2 separate regions of the Homo sapiens genome follow, and region 1 is linked to region 2. Evidence: chromatin loops called from intact Hi-C (ENCODE). Cell type or tissue: endothelial cell of umbilical vein. All regions are shown on one strand. Links, peaks and the distances in the headings refer to the core of each region. The heading gives the core; the rest is flanking DNA. Region 1 overlaps SKI (SKI proto-oncogene). Region 2 holds the start of LOC105378593 (a long non-coding RNA gene).

What was found. A loop is a pair of places that touch in the nucleus more often than their neighbours do. Peaks named below come from ENCODE experiments on the same cell type or tissue, not always from the same donor. Only the 100,000 strongest peaks of a DNase experiment are listed, where the experiment ranks them.
Region 1: it touches region 2 in a loop (5-fold over the local background); 2 of 110 quality-filtered maps call a loop at or near these places.

Annotation. Positions count from the first base shown.
Region 1 is chr1:2,272,203-2,287,167 of GRCh38, forward strand. All of the region lies in intron 1 of SKI (SKI proto-oncogene), which reads left to right. Among named protein-coding and RNA genes, the nearest start is that of SKI, 51 kb to the left of the region's middle. RefSeq lists enhancers at 1-216, 3,105-4,067, 6,040-6,834, 6,835-7,629, 8,082-9,281 and 3 more. In endothelial cell of umbilical vein, for the core only: no CTCF peak of the experiment used is centred there; a DNase peak (open chromatin) is centred at 7,189; H3K27ac peaks cover 1,942 bases.
Region 2 is chr1:2,205,888-2,220,852 of GRCh38, forward strand. LOC105378593 (a long non-coding RNA gene) reads left to right here and starts at 1,126. Exons shown (of 3, transcript XR_946826.2): 1 at 1,126-1,214; 2 at 1,499-2,013; 3 at 2,541-3,448. It overlaps LOC124903823 (a long non-coding RNA gene), which reads left to right and starts at 6,504. Exons shown (of 2, transcript XR_007065358.1): 1 at 6,504-6,590; 2 at 14,648-14,862. It also overlaps a transcript of FAAP20 not described here. RefSeq lists enhancers at 3,678-4,531, 5,854-6,692. In endothelial cell of umbilical vein, for the core only: a CTCF peak has its summit at 7,051; DNase peaks (open chromatin) are centred at 2,554, 6,774 and 8,374; H3K4me3 peaks cover 996 bases; H3K27ac peaks cover 3,619 bases.

The DNA.
Region 1 (14,965 bases), core at 2,767-10,766, 67 kb after region 2:
GAGGGCCGGCCTTTCCGGGGATTAAAAACCCACTGAAAGGTCTGAGCCTAGCTACCAAGCTTAAATGTCTTAGTAGCTTAAAAATGGTGTTAAAAATTAAGCAAAACACACATAGACTTCCAGGTTTAGCATAAATAGAAACCAGAGGTGTTGAGACCGTGCTGCCCCCTCAAACCAGCGCAGTGGAAAGAGGGGCAGAGCCCTCCACAGGAGCCCTCCGCTGGGGGGTTGGGGAGACGGCCCTGGCCCAGCGTCTGCAGCTCCCAGCGGCACTGAATGGCAGTGGCCGTCCCTGTGGTCTGGGGGCCTCCTTCCCCCACAGGCTACACAAGCCCTGGTCCTGCCAAGGCTCGGGGAAGCCCTTTGTGACTTTAGAAAAATAATAATGGAGGGTGAACTGGTTCCTATTTTTGCATTGTAATTGATTGCCAAGAACCCCTGAAATTAAATACAACCATGTATTTTAAATGGTGTCCTTAATGTAGAATGTTTTTATCAAAACCAAAACTCCCTGTTGAGGCCTTAGTGTTCTGTCAATAGCGTGTTGGAGTCTGGTTCCCGTCTCCCCTGCCCCGGCCTATGTGTGCTGACCCTGGGACCGGTGAGGCAGTTCTCACCACGCCCCGAGCCTCCCCCTCCCACGCCCCGAGCCTCGCCCTCCCACGCCCCTCCTGCCCCCGAGGCTCGCTGGCGTCTGTGCTTCTTCCAGGCGGAGGGGGAGGTGGTAGGCACCTTGGGTCTTAAATCAGAGAAACTGTCCCAGCAGTAGTAAAAGTCATCAGCTGGCCCCAAAGAGCCCCTGGAAACACAGGCTGTACCCCGCCTCCATGGAGACATTTGGTGCCACCTGCGTTCAGTGCAGATGCCACACGGCTCTTCCTGAGATGGCTTCCGAGGCCATTTGGCCCTTCATCTCGGGAACAGACCAAGGGGGTGTTTTCGGCCGTCTGAGACCCACCTGGGGGTGTCTGGGCCTTGGCCATGCTGCCTTCTCCAAGCCCCATGCTTCTCCCGGCCCCTCCTCCTTCCCACTGGCGCCGGAGACCTTTGGTAGTGGGTGTGGAAAGACAGCAGCTGTGGGGTCCCTGTCCTGGCCGGCCACTCCTCCTTCCCGCCAGTGCCGGAGACCCTCGGAAGTGTATGTGGAAGGACAGCAGCTGTGGGGTCCCTATCCTGGTCAGAGGGTGGCATTCCTCCCACAGTCCTGGGAGCCACAGGGCTGAGATGGGACTTCTCAGCTTGGCATGGGGAGGGCAGGACGGGGTGGCTGCCATGCCTCATTCTGTCTGTGATGGAAACGGGAGGGCCTGGCCCTGCCTCTGTTACTGAGCTTGAGCCAGGGACACCCGTGACCCTGCCTGGGGCGGTCCTCCCCAGCCTTGTGAGCCAGGGCAGAGGTGCAGGTTGGGTGGCTGACCTGGTGGGGGGTAAGAACATCCACGGAGAAGTGTGACGAGTGTGCGACCAGAGTGTGGACCCAGCCAGGAGGCCTGACCGTGACTGCAGCCTCCCCCAGCATTGCACCAAAGTGTGCTCGTGCAGGACCTCGAAGATGCCCCGTGGGCAGCGTTCGGGCTGAGGCTGCAGGGGGCCTTGGGAGCACGGTGGCCCTCCTGTCTGTTCTGTGGACCGGGTGCGGATGGGCCGTGCAGGCAGACGTGCTCTTGGGTGGTTGTGGTGGGGATGCCTCTCCGCCCACCACCCTCTCACTCACTGCCCTGGCTGGAAGGTGACGGCATCTCCCTGACCGGCAGCGCCAGGATGGCAGCCCCACAACAGTGTCCTGGTCGCCCCAGAGGCATGCTGAGCGCCCATGCGTGTGCGCAGGTCCTACGGGCCGTGTCCAGACCCAGCCCCGGGGTCAGGTGACACCTGTAGTTGGGTGAGCGCTCACACAGGCACCTCCAGGTAAGGGGGATTGAGGAAGGTAGCGCTTTGTCAATGGCACTGGTTTTGCTCCGAGGCTGGACTCCTTTTCCCTTTGAGGAGCTCTGCTCATGTGCTTTGCCTGCTTTCCCATGGCAGGCTTTTTATTGGTTAAATAAAGACACAAACTTTTCATCAGTCTTTGCAAATACTTGGTTCCGGCAAGTTCTTGGCCCTTCCCAGGCTTGGGGCTGCCGGCTCACGGTTCTTCTCTCTGCATTTCAGCCAGGCCCCCATATGCTGGGTTTGCAGGTCACGACCACCCATGACGGCTGTGCTGCGTGGGGTGCAGTTCCCCGTGGGCGCCGAGGGTGGTGTGGGGCTGCCTCTCGCTCGCTCCACCAGCCACCCGAGGGCCCGTGTCCTGGTCGTGGCCGCGTGTGCTCTGCTGTGTGGGTGGTCAGTCCTCCCCAGGGGCCACCTGGATGGTGTCCACTCCTGCCCCATGGCAGGAAGTCCCAGCGGCACCTGGCCACGTCCCTCTAACATGTTTCTGGAAGTGGGATTCTAGGCTGGAGCCTCATAGCGGGCAGATACTGCCCCCTGGCCATGAGCCATGACAGTTGGTTGATGGGACTTGAAGGGGCCTCTGGACAGTGTGGCTGCAGCCCTGGACCCTAGGAGAATAGCAGCCGTGATGGGGGGCAGGGACCCCACTTTCTGGGTGGGAGTGAGGAGGGCCGGCTGCTGCCCCTTGCTGCAGTCATCTTCAGTCACTTTCCCGGCCGCCACGGCCCCCTCCTGGCTTCTTGCTCTCAGCAGAGGGGACAAGACCCTTGTGAGGGTGGGCACAGGCACTCCAATTGTTTGGGGCCTTCGCTGTCCCTTGCTGTCTGTGCTGGTCTTTCCAGGCATCCCCAGGCCGTGTGTGTCAGCAGGTGGAGGCTGGGCACCTCTCACCCACCCAAGCTGAAGCGGCCTCACAGGGGGTGGCACCAGGTGTTTCTCCAGCTGAACAAGCTCGCCCTGGAACCCCCACCCTGAAAGGGCTACTGCCCCCATGAGAGGAGCTTCTAGAGATGGTGGCCAGCCTTGGGGGCCCGGTGGAGATGTGTTCGCGGGGTCCTGGTCTGATTCTGTCTTGGAAGGAACATCGGGCCCCTGAGAGGTCAGAGCAGTGGCCGGCCCACGGCTCCGCTCAGGCGCCACGGCGGCTCCTTTCTGTTTCTTGTAGTCACTGAGTTCGAGGTTCCCACAGGGAGGAGGCTTCCTGTGGCTCCGCCGTCAGGGAGCAGTGGGGCTGCCCCAGCCTCTGGGGGCTTTTTAGGTGCTCTGAGGCGATCTGGGTGTGGCCTGGCCGGTGTGGGCAGCTTTGCCCTTCGTCTGAGACCCCGAGCCCTGGGGCAGGATGAGGGGTGTGGGGAGAGTTTGCTTTTTCCAGAGACGTTTATCTGTTTTTTTTTTAGACGGAGTCTCGCTCTGTCGCCCAGGCTGGAGTGCAGTGGCGCGATCTCGGCTCACTGCAAGCTCCGCTCCCGGGTTCACGCCATTCTCCTGCCTCAGCCTCCCAAGTAGCTGGGACTACAGGCGTGTGCCATCACACTCGGCTAATTTTTTGTATTTTTAGTAGAGACGGGGTTTCACCGTGTTAGCCAGGATGCTCTCGATCTCCTGACCTTGTGATCCACCCACCTCGGCCTCCCAAGGTGCTGGGATTACAGGCTGAGCCACCGCACTGGCCAGCGTTTATCTTTAAATGTGCCTTGGACCTGGCCCCTGGCTCTTTGGGAGGGAGAGTCCTTGGCAGGCCCCGTTGCCTCCACCCCACCAGTGCACCTTGGCTCCTGGTCACTGCCCACCCTCCCTGCCCGGGCAGGAATTCTTACAGGCCCTACACTCCTGAAGGGAAATCAGGCTGGTCCTGGGGCAGGCAGCCTCTCAGAGCTGTTGAGAATTGAGCAATCTCCTTGTGCTCTTTCAAGCTGTTCTTTTCTTTGGTTCACACTGAGCAAGGGCTGGTTGCTCCGATAGGGAGAAGACGTGAGGAGTGGCATTTACTGTGATTGAGCACAGGGCCTGTGGACTCTCCCATTCACGCAGCCACATTTCCCAAAAAGAAGTGGTCCTGCTCCCCACCCCCCGACCCCCACTGCAGCGCCACCTGCCTTTATCTGTACTTGGAGGGACAGCGCAGCAGGCTGTGGCTGGCTACCCCAGGTGGCTCCACCCAGCTCTCAGAAGTTCACCTGCTGCACTCAGAGGCCGTTTACTTGAGGTTTGATATTTATCTCCAAAGGAAGGGCTGCCCCGACTGGCCTGGACCCTCCAGGGAGTTCAGCAAGCCGGAAATGCGTGTCTGCTGCTCTCCTGGCCCCTGGGCCACCTGCTTCTGTGGCCCTGGGATTGGGGAGCCAGGGCTGAGGGCCTGTAGGGCCCCCTGTCTGTGCCTCTAGAGGCCCTGAGCCACCTCCTGCAGTGTTTTAGATCCCATAAGCAAGAGACAGAATTGTGCATGGATGGTGAGAAAACATGAAGCTTTTTATTTGTAAACAGAAAATGGCAGGGCTCACTGTGTGGGGCTGGGGACAGCGCTAGGCCTGCTTTAGGCCGTGCACCCCAACCTGGGGTGTTCCACCAAGAGGGGTACAGTGGCCTCCACTGTGAGTATGTGGCCATCCTCTGGCTCCTGATTGCTGAGTTCCTGATTGCTGTCTTTGCGTAACTTAGGAACCCCGATGAAGAGCCCGTGCTCATAGCTCCGTTCCTGACATGTTCAGGAACGCCTCTGTTGAGGTTTTTCTCTTTGGTTCTGGAATTCCTGGGTCCCTTTGACCCCTGATGCGTTTGTTTTGGGTGTTGATGAGCACTGGAGCTGCTTCCCCACAGGGATGGGGCATTGGGGAGATTCCGACACAGCAGGGCCCTCACCCAGGAGGCTGCTGTGGGTGCTGGAGCGGTTGCTTCCATGGAGCTGGGATTCCTCTCATTTGGGGCTGTAGGAAGGGGTCTTTCCTCTCTGTGCTAACAGTTGTTTGTTTAAAAAGAAAGGCTGTTTAAACCTTTCAAACTTAAAACTTCTTTTTTTCTTTGGAGATGGAGTCTCACCCTGTCTCCTCCCAGGTTCAAGTGATTGTCATGCCTCAGCCTCCTGAATAGCTGAGATTACAGGCACATGCTACCATGCCCAGCTAATTTTTGTAGTTTTAGTAGAGACGGTGATATGGTTTGGCTGTGTCCCCACCCAAATCTCAACTTGAATTGTATCTCCAAGAATTTCCATGTGTTGTGGGAGGGACCCAGGGGAGGCAATTGAATCATCGGGCTGGTCTTTTCTGTGCTATTCTCGTGATAGTGAGTAAGTCTCATGCGATCTGATAGGTTTATTAGGGGTTTCTGCTTTTGCTTCCTCCTCATTTTTTCTCTTGCCGCTGCCATGTAAAAAGTGCCTTTCACCACCCGCCATGATTCTGAGGCTTCCCCAGCCATGTGGAACTGTAAGTCCAATTAAACCTCTTTTTGTTCCCAGTTTCGGGTATATCTTCTTCAGCAGCGTGAAAATGGAGTGCACACACACGTCAGCACTGTGGGCGCACACACCTGCACTCACACATTCATCAGGACCCATGGGCACACGTGCACACACACGTCAGTCCTGTGGGTGCACACACCTGCACTCACACATTCATCAGGACCCATGGGCACACGTGCACACACGTCAGCACCGTGAGCGCACACACCTGCACTCACGCACACACCTGCACTCACGCACTCAGGACCGACGGACATACGTGCACACACACATCAGCACCGTGGGCGCACACACCTGCACTCAACGCACTCGTCAGGACCCACGGGCAGATGTACACACATGCACCAGCACCCGTGGACACGTGCACGCACACATCAGCACCCATGGGCATACATGGATGCACACATCAGTACCATGGGCACACACACATGCACCCACTCCCGATGGCTTCGGCTTGCTGGGTGCCTGCTTCGCCCTCGGGTGAGCAAGTCTGGAGGCAGGCACTTGGGGTGGGGCCACAGTATGGTTCTTAGGAGCCCAGTGTCCCCTGGACCCACTTGCTCCCAGCCTTGGGTCCCAAAGTGCTGCTCCCACTGGTCTCTGTGCCCCACCCATCATGGGCAGGGCTGTCTGAACAGGGCAGAGTCACGAGTGATGCAAGGGTGGGGTGTGGAGGCCTTGCCTAGAGGCAGCAGCCAGCTCTGGCTTGGCTGGGCCTTACCTTCACTGTCCTGCTGTGAGACGCAGGAGCCCTGGGGGAGGACGGCAGTCTGTATCAGGGCAGTGGTGAAACTGCAGATTCCTAAATGTGATCTGGAGACGACTCTTGCTGGAGAAATCTACCCAGGTCCCTTGGGTCTGTCCCTCCCTTCACCCTCCACAGTCAGGGACAGGCTGCGTGGTGTGCCTCCCCATCTGTGCGTGGCCTCAGCGCAGCAGGCCTGTCCTGCCCATTGCTAAAGGTAGAGCCCGGCAGATTCATTGTGTGGTGAGGGCTTCCCCAGACCCACCAACTCCTGTGTCTTCCCATGGTGAGAAGGGTGGGGTCTCTCTGGGGCCTTTTTTTTTTTAGGAAGTCACTGATGCCACTCAGGTGGGTGCCCAGCTCCCCACCTGATCTCTGGAGTGGCCCCTTCTGCTGGAGGCTGCCCCAGGCTGGATGCCGTGGCCTGCAGACCCCCCTTCTTGCAGTCCCTGGGCAGGCAGCACCCATGCGCACACGTGCACACAGGCCGTGAGCACTGCCCTGTGAGCCAGGTGGTGGTGGGGGGTGTTGGGGCTAAGGTTTGGTTAGGGCCCGAGTGCTTGCGCACCCCCCCATCCAATTTCCCATGGTGCTGGGATGCTGCCGCCTCCTGGACCCTGGCGTTGAAGTGCCACCTTCATCTCCCTCCCCAGACAGTAAGCTCCAGACAAGGGCAGGCTGTGGCCGTCACTCTGGCCAGCTGCTCGGGGGCTTGGTGGCTGCTGGGTGGTCGCCTGGACTCTGCCCTCCTGTCTCCTGGTGTCCCGGAGGGGCCTTGCTGGGCTGGGCCCTCCACCGCCCCATTGGGCGCCTGACTCTCAGGGCGCAGTCAGTTCTTTGGGGATGGCCCTGATCTCTGAGCGGGACTGCCTCTGGCCTTTCTTCTGCATCCCCTACGGAACAGCAGCCTGCTAGACGCCCTGAGGAGGCAGGCTGAGGGGTGGAAGGGGCGTGGCCGTGCCCAGCAGAGACCACCCTCTGATGACGGTGGGCGTCCTTTCCAGCCCCTCTCGGGGCATCGCTTCATCCCTTCCCCCATTTCCTTCCTGGCCCTGCTCTCCAAGTCTTGTGTGTGTGGTGGGGCCTGGCTTCCCTCCCGGCCTCTCGCCTGTTCCCGCCCATCCCTCTCTGGTTCTCTCAGGCCTCCTCTGGGCTTGCCAGGAATGTAGGGGAATTAGGGGGAGGGGGACACAGGAAATGCCTCCCCTCCTCTGACAACAGCTCCAGCTGCAGGGGGAGGGGGGAGGGGAGAGCAGAGTGGGTGAGACGAGGGAGGGCTGAAGGGGGGAGTCGGCTTGGGGGGAGAGTGTTCTCCTGCCCACCCAGGCACTGGGCGTGGCCCAGCCCCACAGACAGAACAGTTCTTTCTTCCTTATTTTATTTTTTATTAGAGACAGGGTCTCACTCTGTCGCCCAGGCTGGAGTGCAGTCGTGTGATTGGCCTCAAGCGATTCTCCCACCTCAGCCTTCCAAAGCACTGGGATTACAGCAGTGAGCCAGTGTGCCCAGCCTCTTCCTAAGTTTACACCAGTGTGGGCATCCAGTGAGGGGAACTGGCCTGTGATGCGGTGGTCCTTGTGACATGTCAGGCAGTTTTAGAGTAGGGTTTGTTAAAACATGGGTTAAATTGGGCCCCACCCCCAGCCCTCCACTCCTCAGCCATTCAGGAGAAGCGCGAGGCATGGGTGCGCGAAAATTCTGAGTCTGCCTTCCACCTGAACCCCCTCTGGAAGGTCTGACCACGGGCTGGGTGTGGTGGCTCATGCCTGTAATCCCAGCACTTTTGGGAGGCCGAGGCGGGTGGCTAATGAGGTCAGGAGTTAAAGATTAGCCTGGCTGATATGGTGAAACCACGTATCTACTAAAAAAAAAAAAATACAAAAATTAGCCGGCATTGTGGCAGGTGCCTGTAGTCCCCAGCTACTTGGGAGGGCGAGGCAGGAGAATCGCTTGACCCCGGGAGGCGGAGGTTGCAGTGAGCTGAGATGGCACCACTGCACTCCAGCCTGAGTGACAGAGCAAGCGTCTGTCTCAAAAAAAAAAAAAGTCTGACCACAGCCCCTTCTCACAAGGGGGCTGCCCCTTCTACCCTCGTTGGGGAAGGCCTGGTCTGCTGTAAGTGCAGTGACCGGACATTAAAATACCCCGGAATGGTCTTGGAAAGAGCCACTTCTGGGAGTCTTCCCTTACCCGCCACACACCTTTTAAAGAGAAACCTGAAGACACCTGAGAAGACAGGCGGCGGCGGCGATCTTCAGAGAGAAGATGCCCGAGAAGACAGGCGGCGGCGGCGATCTTCAGAGAGAGGACACCCGAGAAGACAGGCGGCGGCGGCGATCTTCAGAGAGAGGACGCCCGAGAAGACAGGCGGCGGCGGCGATCTTCAGAGAGAGAGATGCCCGAGAAGACAGGCGGTGGCGGAGATCTTCAGAGAGAGGACGCCCGAGAAGACAGGCGGTGGCGGAGATCTTCAGAGAGAGGACGCCCGAGAAGACAGGCGGCGGCGGCGATCTTCAGAGAGAGGACGCCCGAGAAGACAGGCGGCGGCGGCGATCTTCAGAGAGAGGACGCCCGAGAAGACAGGCGGCGGCGGCGATCTTCAGAGAGAGGACGCCCGAGAAGACAGGCGGCGGCGGCGATCTTCAGAGAGAGGACGCCCGAGAAGACAGGCGGCGGCGGCGATCTTCAGAGAGAGGACGCCCGAGAAGACAGGCGGCGGCGGCGATCTTCAGAGAGCGGACGCCCGAGAAGACAGGCGGCGGCGGAGATCTTCAGAGAGAGGATGCCCGAGAAGACAGGCGGTGGCGGAGATCTTCAGAGAGAGGACGCCCGAGAGGACAGGCGGTGGCGGAGATCTTCATAGAGAGGACGCCCGAGAAGACAGGCGGTGGCGGAGATCTTCAGAGAGAGAGATGCCCGAGAAGACAGGCGGTGGCGGAGATCTTCAGAGAGAGGACGCCCGAGAAGACAGGCGGTGGCGGAGATCTTCAGAGAGAGAGATGCCCGAGAAGACAGGCGGTGGCGGAGATCTTCAGAGAGAGGACGCCCGAGAAGACAGGCGGTGGCGGAGATCTTCAGAGAGAGGATGCCCGAGAAGACAGGCGGTGGCGGAGATCTTCAGAGAGAGGACGCCCGAGAGGACAGGCGGTGGTGGAGATCTTCAGAGAGAGGACGCCCGAGAGGACAGGCGGTGGTGGAGATCTTCATAGAGAGGACGCCCGAGAGGACAGGCGGTGGCGGAGATCTTCAGAGAGAGGACGCCCGAGAAGACAGGCGGTGGCGGAGATCTTCAGAGAGAGGATGCCCGAGAAGACAGGCGGTGGCGGAGATCTTCAGAGAGAGGACGCCCGAGAGGACAGGCGGTGGTGGAGATCTTCAGAGAGAGGACGCCCGAGAAGACAGGCGGTGGCGGAGATCTTCAGAGAGAGGACGCCCGAGAAGACAGGCGGTGGCGGAGATCTTCAGAGAGAGGACGCCCGAGAGGACAGGCGGTGGTGGAGATCTTCAGAGAGAGGACGCCCGAGAAGACAGGCGGTGGCGGAGATCTTCAGAGAGAGGACGCCCGAGAGGACAGGCGGTGGCGGAGATCTTCAGAGAGAGGACGCCTGAGAAGACAGGCGGTGGCGGAGATCTTCAGAGAGAGGACGCCCGAGAAGACAGGCGGTGGCGGAGATCTTCAGAGAGAGGACGCCCGAGAAGACAGGCGGTGGCGGAGATCTTCAGAGAGAGGACGCCCGAGAAGACAGGCGGTGGCGGAGATCTTCAGAGAGAGAGATGCCCGAGAAGACAGGCGGTGGCGGAGATCTTCAGAGAGAGGACGCCCGAGAAGACAGGCGGTGGCGGAGATCTTCAGAGAGAGGACGCCTGAGAAGACAGGCGGTGGCGGAGATCTTCAGAGAGAGGACGCCCGAGAAGACAGGCGGTGGCGGAGATCTTCAGAGAGAGGACGCCTGAGAAGACAGGCGGTGGCGGAGATCTTCAGAGAGAGGACGCCCGAGAAGACAGGCGGTGGCGGAGATCTTCAGAGAGAGGACGCCCGAGAAGACAGGCGGTGGCGGAGATCTTCAGAGAGAGGATGCCCGAGAAGACAGGCGGTGGCGGAGATCTTCAGAGAGAGGACGCCTGAGAAGACAGGCGGTGGTGGAGATCTTCAGAGAGAGGACGCCTGAGAAGACAGGCAGTGGCGGAGATCTTCAGAAAGAAAGCCCAGAGTTCCATAGTGGGCGGGTGGGCAGTATTTCGGCTTGTGTGGCACCAGGGCAGGGCCTCCGAACCCATGGAAAGCCTTGCTTCCCCCAAGCCCGCTGGCTCCCAGCCCTCCACCCTCATGATAGGGCCTGGGTAGGGGCTGCTGGTCACCCTTTACCCCCACCCAGGAAAAGGTCAGGAGGCTGGGCTCCCCGTCAAGGAGCGGTTTCCAGGGACACCGGCTCTCGGGGGCGCCAGTCCTGTCCTTGGCGCCCAGCACATGCTACTAGTGACATTCGCAAGGGTGGGTCTGGTTCTCAGCCTCCGACCTGTCACCCCGGTGTGGGCCCAGTGACCTCAGTGAGCTCCTCCTGTGCCCTAAGCTGAGCCACTGTGTACACTGAAGAGGAGGCTGGGGTCCTGTGTGCACCTGGCCCGCTTCCCTTGCCGGTGCTGGGAGACGGGAGCCAGTCTCGGACCCTCATCTGCCAGCAGCTCCTGTGGCTGTGGGGGCGCAGGCATCTTGGCTGACTAGGGAGGATCCCGTGGGAATGACCCCACGCCATGGCCAGGGAGGCGCCCCCACCCGGCCCAACCGCCTTTGTCGGGGATCCTGAGAGGCTTTGTGCGGAGGCTGGGTCCCAGGCTGGGTTCCGAGGGTGCCGGTGCGCCCCTCCTATGGGTGAGGCTGTCTGCTTACAGTTGAACACTTCTCCCCACTTCTGCGCCAGGCCTCACTCAGTCTCCCCAGCACGGAGCTCTTGTTGCTGGCCCAGGGCCTGTCCAGGTCCTTTGACAGGGCAAGGACTCAGAGCCTCAGGGGGGGGAGGGCAGGGCCTCCTGAGGAGTATGTCTCTGTGAAAATGGGGGTGAGGAGGTGGCAAGCATCGCCTTTTGAGGACAGAGTCTTGGAGAGGTGTTGGCTTTCTAGGGAGGGCCCTGTGATTCTCCTGCAACCATGTGGGCCGGGGCCAGGACCAAAGCCATCGTGCTGTCGCTGTGGATTTGGTGGCCGCTTCCCCTGCTCAGATGTTGTACTGCAGGCCTGGGCCTTGGCTTGGGGTCTCTGTGTCTCCATGTTCAGGACAGGCTTGTGGCTTTGGGTACCACGAGGGGCCATCCAGCCCAGGGGGCTTCAGGGAGCTGCCCCTCAAGTGCATGTGGGGTGCTGGGGTGCAGCCCTGCTGCCCATGGCCCGGAAGTCCAGGCAGCACTGCTCTGGTTCGAAGCTGCCCCAAGGGTACGGGAGGCCCGTCCACTAGAACTGAGGCCTGGCACCATGTTGTGTCGGTTTTCATGGCGAGAAAACATCGTGGGCGTCTGCTGGGGCTGGAGGAGGCGGGAGGCCGAGGCAGCAAAGCTGACCCGCTGGCGGGTGGGGGCCACTGTGGCGTCCCCTTCCTGCAGGAGGCGGGGAGGTGCTTGTTTCCCTCCAGAGCTGCTGTCTGCCCGCAGCTAGTGCCCTGTTAGCAGGTGCAGTGCCCGTGCCATCTTCTCCCCAGACCCAGACCCTCCCCAACTCATGGAGACCCTGTCCTCCGGGCCATCCCCCGTCCATGAATGCCCGGGGCTTGGGGTCCATCTCCTGTCCACATGGACCTCCCCTCTTGGGTGTCACAGCTGCATCAGAGGCCCCAGAGGCCGGCCCTGGGGGGCTCTGGCCCCAACACAGCGTCCTCCCCGTTCCACTGGCCGGGGCTCCCTCAGGTTGCTGCCCTGCCTCTAGATCCCTGATCCCTGGACCCATGCTGCCGAGACGTCCTGGTAGGGTTGAGTTCCCTCCTCTCCCACCCCGAGGCGGCCTGAGAAGAGCCTCTTGGAGGTTCAGGTGACCTGGCCTGGGTCAGCACAGTAGAGGCGGAGCTGCCCTCAGACCTCTTTTGTAACAGTTATCTCATGGAAACCTAAAACCTAATTGGGCAACGGCAGCTCCGTGTGAAGTAGAGATTGTCTGGAAGAGATTTGTCCCTGTTCTGTGGAGCAGGGCAGATGCAGCTGAGGTGCCTGGGGGGGCAGGGACCCTTCCCCAGTGGGCTCACCCCAGTGGTGTGGGGGTGGTAGAATTCAAGCTCACACCGGCCCAGAGGGCCCGCTGTCCGTGTGGACCTCCTGTGACTGCATGGGCCTCTTGCGGCGGCTCCCTCCCGCCCCACACCGGCCTATGAGCCCTCCCTGGCCCCTGGGTGGCTGGGAGGGCTCCAGGCAGGGAAGAGTCAGGGAGGGGTGGATGGCCGGCGTGGCTGTAAGAATGACAGGTGGACACGGGGGCCCACCTTGGCCTGTGCTGGGGGCCCCGGTGGCTGGAGAGTGAGAGTGGGTGCTCTCACTGAGGGTCTGACCCTGCTCCGCAGTGCAGTGTGGAGGTGGTTTTGGTGCCACACACAGCACAGGTGCACCATGCGGGCCTTTCTGATGATCAGAATTCATAAGTGGTTTTATTTTGTAAATTAACAGGACAGAAAAGCCTTTTTGTTCTTGCTAAAGTTTTATGATTTCGTGTTTGGGCCACCAGGGTATCTGGAGGCTGGGGGCAGTCGTGGCCAGGGTCAGAGTCTGGGTTGGAGATAGGTGTCATGCGGCAGTTGGTGTGGCCGTGTGGACTTGTCCCCATCTGTCTAGTAAATTTCCATCTGCCCTGACGTCAGCTGCCTTTTTGACATGCATTTGGAAGGTGTTAACAAATGGACTTAGATTCTTCCAGGCCGGTCGCAGTGGCTCACACCTGGAATCCCAGCACTTTGGGAGGCCGAGGCGGCTGGATCACCTGAGGTCAGGAGTTCAAGACCAGCATGGCCAACATGGTGAAACCCAATCTCTACTGAAAATACAAAAAAATTAGCTGAGCGTGGTGGCGGGTGCCTGTAATCCCAGCTACTAGGGAGGCTGAGGCAGGAGAATTGCTTGAACCTGGGAGGCGGAGGTTGCAGTGAGCTGAGATCGTGCCACTGCACTCCAGCCTGGGTGACAAAAGCAAAAGTCTGTCTCAAAAACAAACAATAAACAAACAACTCTTCCTTTGAAAGTTTTGTTTTGTTGTTTTTGTTTTTTTTTTGAGACGGAATCTTGCTCTGTCACCCAGGCTGGAGTGCAGTGGCGTGATCTCAGCTCACTACAACCTCCGCCTCCCGGGTTCAGGCAGTTCTCTGCCTCAGCCTCCCTAGTAGCTGGGATTACAGGTGCCCGCCACCATGCCCAGCCAATTTTTGTATTTGTAGCAGAGATGGGGGTTTTTACCATGTTGGCCAGGATGGTCTCGAACACCTGACCTCACATGATCTGCTCATCTGGACCTCCTAAAGTGCTGGGATTACAGGCGTGAGCCACCGCACCAGCCAGAAGGTTTTTTTTTTTTTTTTTTTTTGAAACGGAGTCTCGCACTGTTGCCCAGGCTGGAGCACAGTGGCACGATCTCGGCTCACTGCAAGCTCTGCCTCCCCGGTTCACGCCATTCTCCTGCCTCAGCCTCCCGAGTAGCTGGGACTACAGGCACGCACTGCCACACCCGGCTAATTTTTGTATTTTTAGTAGAGATGGGGTTTCACCACATTGGCCAGGCTAGTCTTGAACTCCTGACCTCGTCGTCCACCCACCTTGGCCTCCCAAAGTGCTGGGATTACAGGCATGGGCCACCACGCCCAGCCTACTGTTCATCTTTACCTTGTGTAATGCCAGTTTAAGACGCAAATGCAGGTCGGGTGCAGTGGCTCACTCCTGTCATTCCAGTGCTTTGGAAGGACAAGGTGGGCAGATCACTTGAGCCCAGGAGACCAGCCTGGGCAACATGGAGAAACCCCATCTCTACAAAAATACAAAAATTAGCTGGGTGTGGTAGTGTGCCTGTAGGCCCAGCTACTCTAGAGGCTGAGAGGGGAGGATCACTTGAGCAGCCTGGGAGGCAGAGATTGCAGTGAACTATGATGATGCTACCGCACTCAGCCTGGGTGACAGAGTGAGACCTTGTCTCTTTAAAAAATCATAAAATGCAAATGTAAGAGTGTTTAACTTGTGGAATCATCAAAATTGCACAGTTCTTGATTTGAACCCCAAATATAATAATTAAAGTGCGTGTGCATTTTATTCTTACCACATCAGGGCAAACGCTGCCCAAAATGAACCTGGCTGTTGGAGTTCGCTTAACTCACCCATGTGGCCACGCAGCTCTCGCTCTGAGTGAGGACAGACTGCGTGTGGGGGCTGTGGGCGCCTGTCTCCCTCCCTCCCAAGGCTCCGGTCGTGGGCTAGTGGGAGAAAGTGACTGGGTGGGACCAACGCGACCTCCTCCACTGGACGCTCTTTACACGGGCTGGGAATGGCAGTGGGCTTGCATGTGGCGTGTGCCACCTCTGCTCATGCATGCTCTGTGGTCACGGAGAACTTTGCTTATAAAAGAACATCTTATCAAAGGTGAAACTGTTCAGAATGCCAATGATGGGGACAGAGCGTTAAGCCCAGGACATGGCTGCGTGCCCACAAAGCCAGCTCTGGATGGAAAAGTAACGAGTGGAGGGCGTTTTCTTCCCAGACCCGGTGGTCCAGCCGTGAGTGTCCAGCTGCAGGCCCCACAGCAGCCAGCTCTGGGCGAAAATCTAGAGGGCCCCTGCGCACCCTCCCGCCCGGGGTGCCCTGGCCCAGGGTGC
Region 2 (14,965 bases), core at 2,295-10,294:
GCCCACCTGTCCGCACACCTGTCCGAAGCCTTAAAAGGTCTTCATTCCTTTTCGGTCTGATCTGAGAGCCGAGCTCTCGGCAGGGATGGGGACCCAGGGCTCGGCCTGCAGGTGCCGTGCCAATTAGGGCCCAGGCAGGAGAGGGGCGTCCCTGCACTGGGGCTCCATCATTACGTTCGCATGGCCACTCTAGCATGGGAGGGGGGCAGGGCCTTTCCCTGTTAGTTCACTTCCCTGTTGGTACTCACCCACCTGTCTGTGGAAAGGCAGCAATGGTCGATTTCCCCCTTAAGAAACAAAGCGTGAAGGAGGAAGAGAGGCTACAGGAATCTGCCATCCGGGAGACCCTGTCTCTAACGGGCCATACGGGGTCCCCCTGTGTCTCCTGCAGCCCTGCACAGCCCCGGTCTGAGGTACCTTTTGGAGGGAGTGGCCCAGCTCTCCCGGCCTTTGCCACCCGGCGTCCTGTCCCAGTTTATCTGTGTCCAGTCCGATTGATGGGCTCATGGATTGGAAAGCTGTGACAGACGCCCTGGGCTGGGAGGTATAAAACGAAACTGTTTAACTCCAGTGAAAAAACAGTTGCAGGGATCCCAGAAGTGGGAAAAGGTCGCTCTGAGCACCTACCGTGGGGTGGGTGTGATTCTGAGACTAAGGCTCTGGGGGCCGGGCGTGGTGGCTCACGCCTGTAATCCCAGCACTTTGGGAGGCCGAGGCGGGCGGATCACGAGGTCAGGAGATCGAGACCATCCTGGCTAACACGGTGAAACCCTGTCTCTACTAAAAATACAAAAAATTAGCTAGGCGTGGTGGCAGGTGCCTGTAGTCCTAGCTACTCGGGAGGTTGAGGCAGGAGAATGGTGTGAACCAGGGAGGTGGAGCTTGCAGTGAGCTGAGATGGCGCCACTGCACTCCAGCCTGGGCAACGGAGCGAGACTGTCTCAAAAAAAAAAAAAAAAAAGGCTCTGGGACCCCTGGCCCACGAGCCCCAGGCCACGGCCTCCTGCCTGGGAGGTGTGGCTCCCCATGCAGCCAGCTTCTTCCCTGCCTCAGATCGGTGACCTGCACTCTGTCCAGGAGGAGGGGAGACTTGCCCAGGGACAAACCCGAAAACACGGCAAGGTCAGGGGAGGAGGGCACTGTTTCCTGTCGAAGTCCACATTTGTGAAAAAACATTGATTGGGCAGAGAGAGGTGTTGTATTCTGGAATGGAGGTGAGTGGGGGGCCAGTGAGGGCTGGGCCGGTGAGGGGTGGATGTGATGTTTTGCCTGGCCCAAGGGAGCTGGTGCCCCAGGTTCCCAGTCTGCTGGCAGAGCTGGGTCCTGGTGGGGGCAGAGCTGGGCAGGCCCACATGGCCTGTGCATCCAGGGTGTCTTGTCCCCTTAATCCTTCAGAGGATGAACCCCCACCCTTCGCCGGCCTTCTTGGGCGTGGTCTGGTAGATAACTGGAGCTGGGAGAGGCTGAAGACAGTCAAAGCTGCTCTCCTCTTTTCTAGGTGAGAACAGTGAGCCCGCAAGGTCAGGGAGCTGCCCCCAGGTCATCTGGGCTGTCGGAGATGGAGGCGGGAGAGGAGCCGTGTGCTCCTGATCCCTGGCCCAACGCTCTCCTTCCCCGTCGCCCACTCGGCATCGGCCCTACCCGGGGCCCGGACTCCCACTCACGCACTGGAAACTCCCTGTCTTGGGGCCGCGCACACCATGCCTGGCAGGAGCTGGAGATGCAGCAGAGCAGACGCGGCTGCAGGAGCAGCCGTGTTTCCTACAGTGGAGAAGGGGACCCTGGCAGGAGCACTGCCCAGCCAGGCACGTGGTGCTCAACCCTGTGGGCACTGACCCCACAAAAGGCCGGGGTTTGTGCTGCAGGAGGCCTCTGTTTGGGGAGAGCTCTGTCCCGGCTCCAGTGCGGCGGCCCTCCCCCAGCCTGCTGGAATGGGACCTCATCCCTGCTCCAGCGTCATGGACTTTTCCGGCCTTGGGTCGAGGCCTCAGCGATTCAGGCGGGGCCGTTTTGGTAACACCCGTGTGTGTGTGTGTGTGTGTGTGTGTGTGTGTGTGTGTGTGTGTGTCCGTGCGCGCGCGCATGCGTGCAGGCATGTGAGCCTGTGTGTGCCCGCGTGCCTGCACGTGTGTGGACATGCGTGCGGTGTTTCCGCCCCAGGGCTGGACACCAAGGCCCGTCTTGGATGCAGGGTGTTTTCTGCAGGGGAAACTGAGGCGTGGGAGGCTCAGCCCCTGCCTGGGGGGGTGACTGCCAGGGAGTCAGCCTCAGAGCTCCCACCCCTGGGCACAACGGGCACCTGGCCCTAGGGCCTGGGCTTCTTGGGAGCCCGGGGCCTTGGCTGCACACAGACCATGGCCCTGGGTCCCAGGCCAGGGGTGTCCTCTCAGCCCTGCCTCCCTGCAGTGCACGTCCTCCAGCCCGCCTTCTGGTCTCTTTTCTTCCTCTCAACTTTACCCTGTCTCCCTCCCTTCCTCTCTCTGCCCCCCTCCTGGCAAGCGGATTGCAATCCAAACTTGTTGTTAACTTCTCCCCTGCAGTTGTCCACGGGCCCTTCCAAGTTAAACATTACTCATGGCGACAAGAGCCCGCAGGGCAGTGCCTGGCCTGGAGGTGGACCCGCGTGCGGAAGGTGCTGGGAGGGGGTGAGTACCAGGCCCCTCCCTGCAGCATCTGTGGGGCAGCTGCTGGTACAGGTGGCCCCAGCACCCTGAGCCCATACCTGGGTCCCTGCAGCCTCTTGCCTCGCCCTTTGGAGTCACGAATGTGCCTGTTTATGTAACCCCCATGCTCGGCCAGAGCGGGTAAGCCTGTGGGCAGCAGCTCCCTGGGCAGGCTTGGGAGGGGCCAGCCAGGGGCCCCAGAGGGGTTTGGGCCGGGCCAGGCGAGAGCCCTCCCCTCAGCCAGTCACTCCAGCTCTGTGCCAGGCTAGGGGTGGGACTGGAAACAAAGTGTTCAGAAAAAAAATAGCCTCATCTGTTTTGAATCGATTCCGCTTATTGGGCCCTCAGTTTTCCCAGCAGGGAAGTGGAGGGATGGGGAGTCATGGGCTCAAGCACCTCAGGGAGCCCTCACAGCTGCAGGAGGCACAAAGCCCGGACCCCACTCACTGCACCCAGCAGCTGCTCCACCCTGGCCTGTCAAGAGCCTCCCAGGTTAGGAGCAGAGCCCCCCAGGCCGGGTTCCCCAGGGGAGCAAAGCTGGAGGTCAACAGCAAACAGGCACGGTGTCCTCTACCCACCATCTGCCACCCCCTCCCTCGCGTCCTCTCTTACCACTCCGTCCCCCACCTGCTGCATGCATCCTGCAGGGACCAAGCACCGTCCTGCCCCCAGGCCTTTGCGCTGCTGGCCCCCGCCCCGAAAGCTTATCCCACACCCATTTTAGGGCTGCTGAGATGGACCTCATAGGAAGCCCTCCTCCAACTCAGCACCTCTCGACTTACCCTCGTCTATTCCTTTTAAGAACATGGACCCCCATCCAACATAGAACATTTGGAGACTTAATTTTTTATGCTCTCCCAAGGAAGCTGCCAGCTCTCTAGAACAGGAACTCTCCGCTGTGTCCGTGTGCTTGCTGTAGGGAGGCATGTAGTCAACTCCACAGAAGAAACCATTTCCACACTCACCCACCCAGCGCCCTCAGGGCCCAGCCCCCTGGCCTGCACCCGGACCCTGTCGGGCAGGACACATCTGGCTGACCAGAGCTCAGGCCAGGGGCCTCCCGTGGGGCTCAGCGGGGACAGCTGGATCCTGAGCCAACAGGGGGAGGGCAGCAGGCCGAGGCACACGAAGTTCAGGGGGGCTGCTTGGTGCTGGTGGCGTTCGGCCACCCCACTTTGTGCAGGACTATGGGCCACTCGTCCAGGAACTCCACACCCTCCACGTGAAGCCTCCCTCCTGCCCTGCTCACACCCCCAGGACCCTTCAGGCTCCCAGCCTTCCAGCCTCCCTCCTGCCTTCTGTCCAGACAGAGCTTGTCGGAGGAGGCGCTTCAGTGGACGCACATCCCTGCTGCAGCCAGGTTCCATCCAGGGAGCACAGAACCTGTCCTGGGCACTGAAACGCTCACGGGGCCTCTGTCCCACTGGGCCCCCTCTTGAGAGGCCTCTTCCCAGCACCTCACCCTGGAATGCAGCCTCAGGGTGGGGGGTCCTGAGGGGAGCTGGGGGAAAAGGCCCTGCCTAGTGCCCTGTGGCTGTGCTCTCCAGGCACCTTGTCTGTGACAGGGTCTTTGGGGGCTCTGGAGATGGGCGGCTCACCTGCCTGCCTCGTGCCCAGACCTGCGAGTGTGCCTGCCCGTGTCAGACAGAGGCGAGTTGGGACTTCACACCTGAAATCAAGCGGGAGGGTAGGAATGTGAGCCTCGAAACCACCTTCTTTCTGTATCGTTTCTGGGAGTGGCGATGTCGGCCAGTGGGACACCTGCTGAGGGTCCTCTTTTCCCATCCGGGTGCTGGCGGGACAGGGGGTGGCTGTGACCTTCACCCAGCCTGTGCTGAGAGCTCCAGCCCCCCACGGCGCCCACAGCCCTGCCTGCCGCCTCCCCCACCCCAGACCCTGCCCTCCTACCCTCCACGCCTGCTTTGGGGAGGAGGCCAGGTGGGGGTGGGGCTGATCTAGTCACAGGCTCTGCTTCGGCAATGAGACCCCAGCAACCCCCCAGGTAAGGGGGCCTTGGGGGCTGGGTGGGGGTGGCTCCTCGGGGCTCCTCCTGCCCTCCGGGGGCTGTGAAGCTTTCTGGGCAGCACTAGTCCCTTTTGCAAGACACTGCCAAGACTTGTGGCATTTCTGTGGGTCTCTGCATGCACAGCAGAGCACACACATGCACCAGGGCTGGGGCTCTTCTCCTGGAGGGTGACCCTGGGAATGGGTAGCCTTGCCCACCCAACCTTGGTCACCAGTGGCCATCCAGCCCCAGGTGTCCCCATCCTCAATTTGGGCTGAGGGCAGACTGCAGGCTGGCGTTGCAGAGGCAGCTGGGTAAAGTGTGGTCCCAGACAGGGACGCAAGCTGGCGATTGCTGCGGGGGACCTGGGCCTGGGCTTAGCGACTGCTGCCCCTATCCAGATGCCTGATTGGGACCAGGGTGTGGGGCCGGGCCCTGCAGCGCCTGTCTTGCCCGGGCTGGAGCCCTAGAGCTGTGCGACCTGGGGCCAGGGTGTTCTGACAGACTCACTCTCAGGGGCTGGATGCCCTTGGGCACCACGGCGGGTGCCTAGCAGACCGTGCTGTACACCATACCCCTACTCTGGCCATCTGTGGGCTCCTTGGGCCCCTGCCGCCATGCCACTGCCTCTCTTGGGAGCAAGTTTCTTTTCTTTTCTTTTTCTTTCTTTCTTTTTTTTTTTTTTTTTTTTGAGACGGAGTTTCGCTCTTGTTGCCCTGGTTGGAGTGCAGTCGCGCGATCTCGGCTCACTGCAACCTCCGCCGCTCAGGTTCAAGTGATTCTCCTGCCTCAGCCTCCCAAGTAGCTGGGATTACAGGTACCTGCCACCACGCCTGGCTAATTTTATATATATATATATATATATATATATATATATATATTTTTTTTTTTTTTTTTTTTTTTTTTTTTGAGACAGAGTCTTGCTCTGTTGCCTAGGCTGAAGTGCAGTGGCGCAATCTGGGCTCACTACAAGTTCCGCCTCCCAGGTTCACGCCATTCTCCTGCCTCAGCCTCCCCAGTAGCTTGGGACTACAGGCACCCGCCACCACGCCCGGCTAATTTTTGTTATATTTTTAGTAGTGACGGGGTTTCACTGTGTTAGCCAGGATGGTCTCCATCTCCTGGCCTTGTGATCCGCCTGCCTCGGCCTCCCAAAGTGCTGGGATTACAGGCATGAGCCACCGTGCCCGGCCAGTTTTTTATATTTTTATTAGAGACGGGGTTTCATCATGTTGGCCAGGCTGGTCTCAAACTCCTGACCTCAGGTGATCCACCTGCCTCGGCCTCCCAAAGTGCAGGGATTACAGGCGTGAGCCACCGTGCCTGGCCGAGAGCAAGCTGCTGCTTTTTTTTTTTTTTTTTTTTGAGACGGAGTCTTGCTTTGTCGCCCAGGCTGGAGTGCAGTAGTGTGATCTCGGCTCACTGCAAGCTCCACCTCCCAGGTTCACACCATTCTCCTGCCTCAGCCTCCCGAGTAGCTGGGACTACAGGCGCCCGCCACCACGCCCAGCTAATTTGTTTTTTTGTATTTTTAGGAGCGACAGGGTTTCACCGTGTTAGCCAGGTTGGTCTCGATCTCCTGACCTCGTGATCCGCCCGCCTCAGCCTCCCAAAGTGCTGGGATTACAGGCGTGAGCCACTGCGCCAAGAGCAAGCTTCTGATGTAGGGGCTGCGGGGGGCTTCCCAGGCCAGGCAGGTTGCTGTCTCAGCGCCAGCGTGTAGCCTCCTCCCAGGATCCGGAGCAGGAGGGTGGCTGTCTTTTGCGTTCAATCCGCTGGGCTGCTGTGGGGTTCCCGCAGAGCTGCTCCAAGGGGCCGAGAGAAGGAAGGACGCTGCCCCCAAGGACAGACGGGCAAGCTGGAGTCAGGAGAGGCGCAGCCGTGGCCCACAGGCCTTGGATCTCTGGTTGGGGGAGCACCAGGTGGGTATGGGAGGGGGCCAGGGAAGCCCTGCAGCCCCCCCACCCCCACCCCCGGCCCCAGGCAGCAGTACCTCCAAGGCCTGGGCGGCAGGAAAGGGAGAGATGACGTCATTGCCGCCTGGAATCTGCTGTTTGGAGGCGTCGCCATGGAGACCGGAAGGCTCAGGGTGGGTAAAAATAGCAAACCCAAAAGGGTGTAAGTTCCAAGAACGCGAGTCTCTGAAAAGCGAGGCATCCATGTTCTCGTTGCCTGGAGGACAGAGGGCCCAGGCTGGGAGTCTAGCGGGAGGGGCCGCTCGGGGCTGCTGGCTTGCAGCCACCCACACGCGGTGTGTCCCTGCCACAGCCACGGAGAGCTTTGTCCCCGCGCAGGGTGTGGCGGGCGTGGCAGGCTCCCAGCAGGAGGCGTCTGCAAGCACGCTCCCTTCCTTTGCTTGGGCACCGGAGCCTTAGCCGAGGCCGCGCTGCAGGGACTTTTCCTTCCTCGGAGAGGGGAAGCGGCCGTGGCCTGTGAGTCGCTGGGCTTCCCAGGCCTCATCCAGGCCGGAACTCCGTGCCTCCAGGCGGCCTCTGCTGGGGCGGGAGGTACCAGAGCTGGGGTTTTCGCTGCCTGGCCTGAATGCTCTTTTCCTGCCCCAGTTTTGGAGAAGGAAAGGGGCGGTTGCCTGAGAAAGCGTCCTGCACCCCAGTCCTATTCCTCTAGGGGTGGTTTTCTTGCCAGGAAGCAGGATTTTCCTCCAGGCCAGGAGGTGGCCGTCCTGCTCCTTCTGGGCTTGGTCCCCGGAAACGCCAGTACACACTGTCTGCACCTCCCTTTGGCTGCGTCCCAGTGTCCTCAATGGGTCCCCCCAAGTCCCAGGCCACAGAATACAGCAGGAGGCTCGAGGGCTCTGGGCTGCTCTCCCCAGATGGCCGAGTCCGTGGAGAAACCCTGTAGCCGCGAGGGGCTCCCTGGCCGGGTGCCACCTCTGAGAAACTCTGCCCTGTTTTGGCTCTCGGTGTCGCTGGGGGCTCCTCTCTCCCAGGCCAGGCTGCACCGGGGCACGGAGGGGACCTCGCCTGGCTGCTTCCTCCCGCAGCGCGAGCCTAGGCAGAAGTGTCATTGGGCTCAGGAACCCTCAGATGGCCCAAGAATGACCCAGGAACCCTGAGAAGGCCCAAGAGTGACCCAGGAGCCCTCAGATGGCCCAAGAGCACCCCGAGTGGGGAGGGATCCAGGGTGATTCCCAGCCCCGAGAAAGGAAGCCCCATTCCGGGAGGGTGACTGTCCCCGAGCGGGGGGATGACTGTCCCCGAGCAGGGGGGTGACTGTGCCCGAGCGGGGGGGTGACTGTCCCCGAGCGGGGGGGTGACTGTCCCCGAGCAGGGGGGTGACTGTCCCCGGTTGGAAGGTGACTGCCCACTACAGCAACAAACGTTCTCCTGAGCAGCCTGGGGAACGCTTTCCTCCCTCCGTGCCGGAGGCTGGTGGGGCTGAGTCTCCGCCGCTCCCTGGGTGCTAAATCCTGGAACATCTTCAAAGAGTTTCAGTCCCTTCTCTTCTGCACACACCATTGTTCTCAGGGTGGCAGGGCACCCCCTTCCTCCACCCAGGGCAGGGGGAGCACGGGGTCTCACCTCTCACGCCCAGACCTCCCTTGGCTTGTGGTGGCCTTGACTGGAGAGGGCGAGGGGACATAGAGCCCTGTGTAGGGGTTTCTCATTCCCCCAAGACATAGCTCGCATGCCTTATGTAACGCGTGAGCTCACGCAGAGGGCCTGCCAGAAATGACGGCAGGGGCGGGAGGGGCCTGCTCGGGAAGCCAAGTGTGGCTCAGGCTTACGAGGAGCCTGGGCCCTGCCTTGAGGAGAGAGGGGCCCCGGGCCTTTGCAACCTGGGGCTCCCACACTGGCAGGGGATGGGCAGGGCCTGGGAGGGAGCGAAGGCCGTGGTGGTGCAGTGTATGGCAAGGCCTGGGGTGGCTGTGCTGGTCACTTGGCCTGTGGGTGCCTGGCCAAGCAGGATGTGGGGTCAGGCCCACCCCACTCCCCCACTAGCAGGCACCAGCAGGCCCGAGATGTCAGAGGAAGGGGCCTAAGTCACCCAAGACCCCCGGGAGAAGCTCTGGGGGCCTTAGAGGGGTGGATGGGTGGAGGCAGTGCCATCTCCCCCAGTGCCAGCTGCCCTTCCACCCTGAGAAACAGACCAGGACGGATGCTGCGCTGAGGATGGCCCTGAGGCAGGGCTGGACCCAGTGCCCGCGGCCGCCCTTGCCCTTCCTCCCTTCCCTTTCGGAGTCCTGGCCCCACCCTGTGCTTCCCCTCCGCCTGCTGCACAGGCGCCCACACTGTGTGGCTGGCCCAGCCCAGTTTCATTCCTGGAATGGGACCCCGGGAGCCGAGAGGGGCAAGGGCCTCTGGGCGGCGCGTGGGGCCTGGGTGACAGCACGGGTCCTCAGGGCAGTGCCCCCAGCCAAGAGGGAGCCATCCCTCCAAACACAGTGCCAAGGGGCACCTGGCCTGGGGACCTGTGTCCCGCCAGCAGTAGGGCCTAGCACAGCTGCACCTCACCAGGCCCAGGCCAGCCATTGGTCAGCTCACGGCCTGTTGCTGGGAAGGCAGCCAGCCCCTGACAAGGAGGGGGTGACCGGGAGTCCCACTAGGAGGAGGGGGAGGCCAGCCCTCGGGCCTGAGGAGGGCAGAACACTGGCAGGGGTCCCTGGCAGCGTCTTGGACTTTGCCCTCAAACCCTTAAGCAGGAGAACGGGGTGGGTGGGGGTTCCCTGAGGGGGCCAAGGGTGGTGCCGGGAGCCCAGTGTGGGGCAGATCCTGCTCTCAGGAAGGGTGGCTGAGGGGCCATGGCCCTAGACAGCGGGAGGGGCTGTATCCTGCTGCTGATGGGGAGGGGTGAGGATGGGGGCAAGGGGCGTCCATGCAGAGGCGGAGAGCAGGAGGTGAGGGGTTGGGCCCCTGGGATGGCTTGGTCTGAGCCTGGAGGCTGCACCCCCTCTGAGTAGCGGGAAGGTGGCTGCGGGCAGGTGCCGTGGGTGACTGAAGGGTAGGACCTGCGTGAAGGAGCCCCCGCTGCCCTTGGGACCACTGGGCCCCCGAGGTCTGGCCCTCACACACACCCTGCCCTCACCTGACCTCCCGCCCCGACCAGCCGCTTGCCCCAGTAGGTCCCAGGCTGCCCTGAGCCTCAGCATGCTCTGGTCTGCACGTGGCGGTAATGCCACCTGGCTCAGCATGTTGAGGGAAACCAGTCCTGGCACCAGGGTCCCACAGTGCCTGTGATGACTTATGAGGTTCTGCCATTGCAACCAACAGTGCCACAGCTTGGGCCCCTGGAAAGCACTGCGGGGATGGTCCCCCACTTCGAGAAGTGCTGGCTGAAAGCTTTGTGTGGGCAAGGACAGCACCCTTCTGCCCCCATTGGGTCCCCTGTGCCCACCTCGTGGTGCTCAGTGTTGTGTGCCGGGTAAAGGACAGCAGCCAGGGCCTCGGAGGATGCTGGTGATGCCCAGGCCGCGGCTGGGTCCCTGGCTCTCGCTCTGTCCCCACTGTTTGACACACAACCGCTTCAGCTAAGTCAAGAGTGATCTCTGGCCTGGGGGTCCCGGGCTCAGTGAAGTGCCGAGGGCACGCAGGGAGGTGGCGGCGAATGACTGGGGTGGCGTGGCGTGGCGTGGTGTGGCTGCAGCCCCGGGCAGCTATGACCAGCACAGCGCACAATCCAGGGCTGCACAGGATGCCCCCAGGACAGGGTTCAGTGGGTGAGGGTGGCAGGGCTGGGTGCCCACACTGGCTCTTCAATTCAGCACACGGCCCCCCAGGCTGGGCCTCACCAGTGTCCCCCTGGCTGTCCACAGGCTGTGGATGCGTCCTCAGAGCCAGGCCACGGGCTGCTGAGGGTGTCGAGGCCTCTGTGCCCCTCCCTCCCTCGGGCCCAACATCCTGCTGCTGCGCCCTCAGCCTCCAAGGTCCTTGTGTCTCTGGGCATGGGCTGCCAGGGGTCTCCTGCAGGAAAGGGAGCCCGAGAGAGCCAGCTTTGTCTCCCTAGCCTGGGACCTGGGCCAGGCCCTGTCACACTCTGGGTGTGAGCCCAAGGTGGGGTTGGGTGGACACCTGGCTCCCGGGATGGTTCAATGCCTGGCCCAGGCTGTCCAAGGCTGGGCAGCCTCATTGCTGCCCTACCTGGCTTTGTCCCTGTGGGGAGTGGGCAGGAGCTGGGCTGTGGCTCTGAGTGGGGTGGTCTGCTGGCCACCTGCTCTCACCCTCTGGTTCCCAATGGCCACAATGGCAGGACCATCCATGGCCCCCCAGAGGCAGGTGCCCTGCTCAGCACTTCCCATGCATCACCTCAGGTGATCTCAAGAGGCAGGCCCTGGCTCTGGGACCACCACCGGGAGGCTGACACACACCCGAGGCCACCTGGGCACGGTACAGGTCAGGCAACTGATTTCACAGAAGATCCCATGGTGGGCGAGGGCTCTCCTGGGCAGAATGGCTCTGAGAGAAACAACAGGAAACGCAAGCAAAACTGAAGGCAGCTTCCTTAGAAAGCCAGAAAATGGGCCGGGTGCAGTGACTAACGCCTGTAATCTCAGCACTTTGGGAGGCCAAGGCATGCGGATCACGAGATCAGGAGATCGAGACCATCCTGGCTAACACAGTGAAACCCCATCTCTACTAAACATACAAAAAATTAGCCAGGTGTGGTGGTGGGCACCTGTAGTCCCAGCTACTCAGGAGGCTGAGGCAGGAGAATAGCTTGAACCCGGGGGGCCGAGGTTGCAGTGAGCCAAGATTGCAGCACTGCACTCCAGCCTGGGCAACAGAGCAAGACTCTGTCTCAAAAAAAAAAAAAAAAAAAAAAGAAAGCCAGAAACTGCCGACCAGGCATGGTGGCTCATGCCTGTGATCCCAGCACTTTGAGAGGCCGAGGCGGGCAGATCACCTGAGGACAGGAGTTCAAGACCAGCCTGGCCAACATGGTGAAACCCCGTCTCTGCTAAAAATACAATAATTAGTTGGGCATGGTGGCATGTGCCTGTAATCCCAGCTATTACGGAGGCTTAGGCACGAGAATTGCTTGAACCCTGGAGGCGGAGGTTGCAGTGAGCCAAAATCGCACCACTGCACTCCAGCCTAGGCGATGGAGAGAGATTCCGTCTCAAAAAAAAAAAAAAAGAGCTGGGTGCGGTGGCTCACGCCTGTAATCCCAGCACTTTGGAAGGCCGAGCTGGGCAGATCATGAGGTCAGGAGATCAAGACCATCCTGGCTAACATGGTGAAACCCCATCTCTACTAAAAATATACAAAATTAGCCGGGCATGGTGGCGGGCGCCTGTAGTCCCAGCTACTCAGAAGGCTGAGGCAGGAGAATTGTGTGAACCCGGGAGGCGGAGATTGTAGTGAGCCGAGGTAGTGACACTGCACTGCAGCCTGGGCGATAGAGAGAGATTCCGTCTTTAAAAAAAAAAACAAAAAAAAAACAAAGAAAACTAGAAATTGCAGGTCAGCGCAAAAGAGAAACTTTAAGACATCTGTAGATTCTTCACTTGGCAAAAGTCACTTTCTTGTTTTTTGATATATGATCTGAAGGCTATAACATTCTACGTACCATGTAAGCTACATCCAGGAATTTTCATTGACAGTGTTTTCATTATCATTCAATTTAAAACATTTTGTGGTTTCCATTTTGATCCCTTCTTTAATTGATGATGTGTCCAAAGTATTTTGCAATGTCCCAGATAATGGTGATTTTTGATGGGAATGTGTATTTTTCTTTGTTATTTATTTTTATTTATTTTTTTGAGATGGAGTCTCGCTGTCACCCAGGCTGAAGTGCAGTGGCGCGATCTCAGCTCACTGCAACCTCTGCTTCCTGGGTACAAGTGATTCTCCTGCCTCAGCCTCCTGAGTAGCTGGGACTGTAGGCACATGCCACCATACCTGGCTAATTTTTGTATTTTTAGTAGAGACAGGGTTTCACCAGGCTGGTCTCAAACTCCTGCCCTCAGGTGATCCGCCCACCTCAGCCTACCAAAGTGCTGGGATTACAGGTGTGAGCCACTGCCCTCAGCCTGTTATTTTTAGTTTGGAATTCTAGTGTGTTTCTTTATTTTAATAGTTACCAAAGAAATACAGATACATAGATAAAAGAAACAAAAAGAACCCCCAAAGTTAGTACAGTTTAAATACTGAAACTGTAGAATCTGTAGAAACTATTGTCTCTGTGGAACTCACCAAGCCCTGGCCCTCCTTTGCTCCTCCATTACGGCCCTAGCGTCAGCTTCTTTCAAAGCTTTCACCCATTTTTTTTTGTCTTAGCTCTCTCCATACTTCTCAATTATGTGCTCTTGCTGCTCCTCCTTGGTTTAGCAGCTTTATACATGGTGAGATGTTACTGGAGAATGAGGGTTTTGCTCTTATCCAATGCTCCCTGCCCCACCCTACCATCTCTTCTTCTGTCTTCCCAAATGAGCAATTTCCTCATTTTTGTTTAAGTTGATGTCTCTATTATAATTTGTACTATAACTCTCTGCTGAGTCAAGTAGTGAACTCTGCTTAGGTTTTCTCTTTATTTTTCCTGGAGTTAGTAGTGGCCTTGCTTTCTTCTGTCATCTGCTGAGTTTCCTCTGTGCCTATGGCCCATCCCACCTACCTCTTCCAACAAGCCCTCCACACAGTGTTTGATCTAGTCAGTTGCATCCTACCTTCCACTGGTTCCTTGTTTTCCTGGAGCCCTGTGTCCTTCTGGCTTAGTCTGGGCTGCTTACTCTCTGGGCTCCATGTCTAGGCTGGTGGGCAGAGATTTCCATTTCCCCTTCATGGACTGGGACAGACCCTTCTTAGCTCTTATTGTTATGATGGAAGCCCAGTTCCAGATCCCATTCAGAAAGGGCCTGTGGCCATGACTCTTGTCTCTCACTGGCCTTAACCAGCAGCCCTCAGTGGACGTGAGACCAGGCCCAAGGCTTGCATTGGCAGTTTGGTTTCCACTCTTGCTTACCACTGTGGCTTGAGTGCTATCTTCATTTCTAGCTCTGCACAGCTACCTTCCTTGTGCCTTTTTACAGGACATTTAAAAAACAAATCTGGCCAGGCGAGGTGGCTCACACCTGTAATCCCAGCACTTTGGGAGGCTGAGGCGGGCAGATCATGAGGTCAGGAAATCAAGACCATCCTGGCTAACATGGTGAAACCCTGTCTCTACTAAAAAATACAAAAAAAATTAGCTGGGCATGGTGGCGGGTGCCTGTAGTCCCAGCTACTCAGGAGGCTGAGGCAGGAGAATGGTGTGAACCCAGGAGGCGGAGCTTGCAGTGAGCCGAGATTGTGCCACTGCACTCCAGCCTGGGAAACAGAGCGAGAGAGTGAGACTCTGTCTCAAAAACAAAACAAAACAAAACAAAAAAACCAAATCTGGCCAGGCGAGGTGGCTCACACCTGTAATCCCAGCACTTTGGGAGGCCGAGGCAGGTGGATCACCTGAGGTCAGGCGTTTGAGACCAACCTGGCCAACATGTCAAAACCCCATCTCTACTAAAAAAAATACAAAAATTAGCTGGGCATGATGACGGGTGCTTGTAATCCCAGCTACTCAGGAGGCTGAGGCAGGAGAATCGCTTGAACCCGAGAGGCAGAGTTTACACAGAGCCGAGATTGCGCCACTGCACTCCAGCCTGGGTGACACAACGAGACTCTGTCTCAAAAAAAAAAAAAAAAAAAAATGGCCGGGCACAGTGGCTCACGCCTTTAATCCCAGTGCTTTGGGAGGCCGAGCTGGGCGGATCACAAGGTCAGGAGATCAAGACCATCCTGGCTAACACAGTGAAACCCTGTCTCTACTAAAAATACAAAAAATTAGCCGGGCGTGGTGGCGGGCGCCTATAATCCCAGCTACTCGGGAAGCTAAGGCAGGAGAATCGCTTGAACCCAGGAGGTGGAGGTTGTAGTGAGCCGAGATCGCGCCACTGCACTCCAGCCTGTGTGACAGAGCGAGACTCGGTCTCAAAAAAAAAAAAAAAAAAAGCAAATCTATTTTACCCAGCATGTGTTTGTGCTTGGACTAGGAAGGGGACCCTGCACCATCTTGGCTGGGGTTGTAGCAGATGCTCTGGTGTCCTGTGGCTCCTCCGCCCCACCCTCACAGCGCCCCACTGCAGGGCTGCAGTCAGAAGCCTCAGGTTGCAGCCTGCCCGACAGCTCAAGCTCAGCAGGGCCGAATGGAGAATGTGTACCTCCTCCTCCTAACATTGTTAAAAATAAAATTTGTATTTTGACACAATCTCAAGCTTATAGAAAAGTTGCAAGAATAGTACAGGAACTTTTTTTCCCCTGAAGCATTTGAGGGTTTGTTGCCGCATGGTGCTCACCACACCCCAAAACAA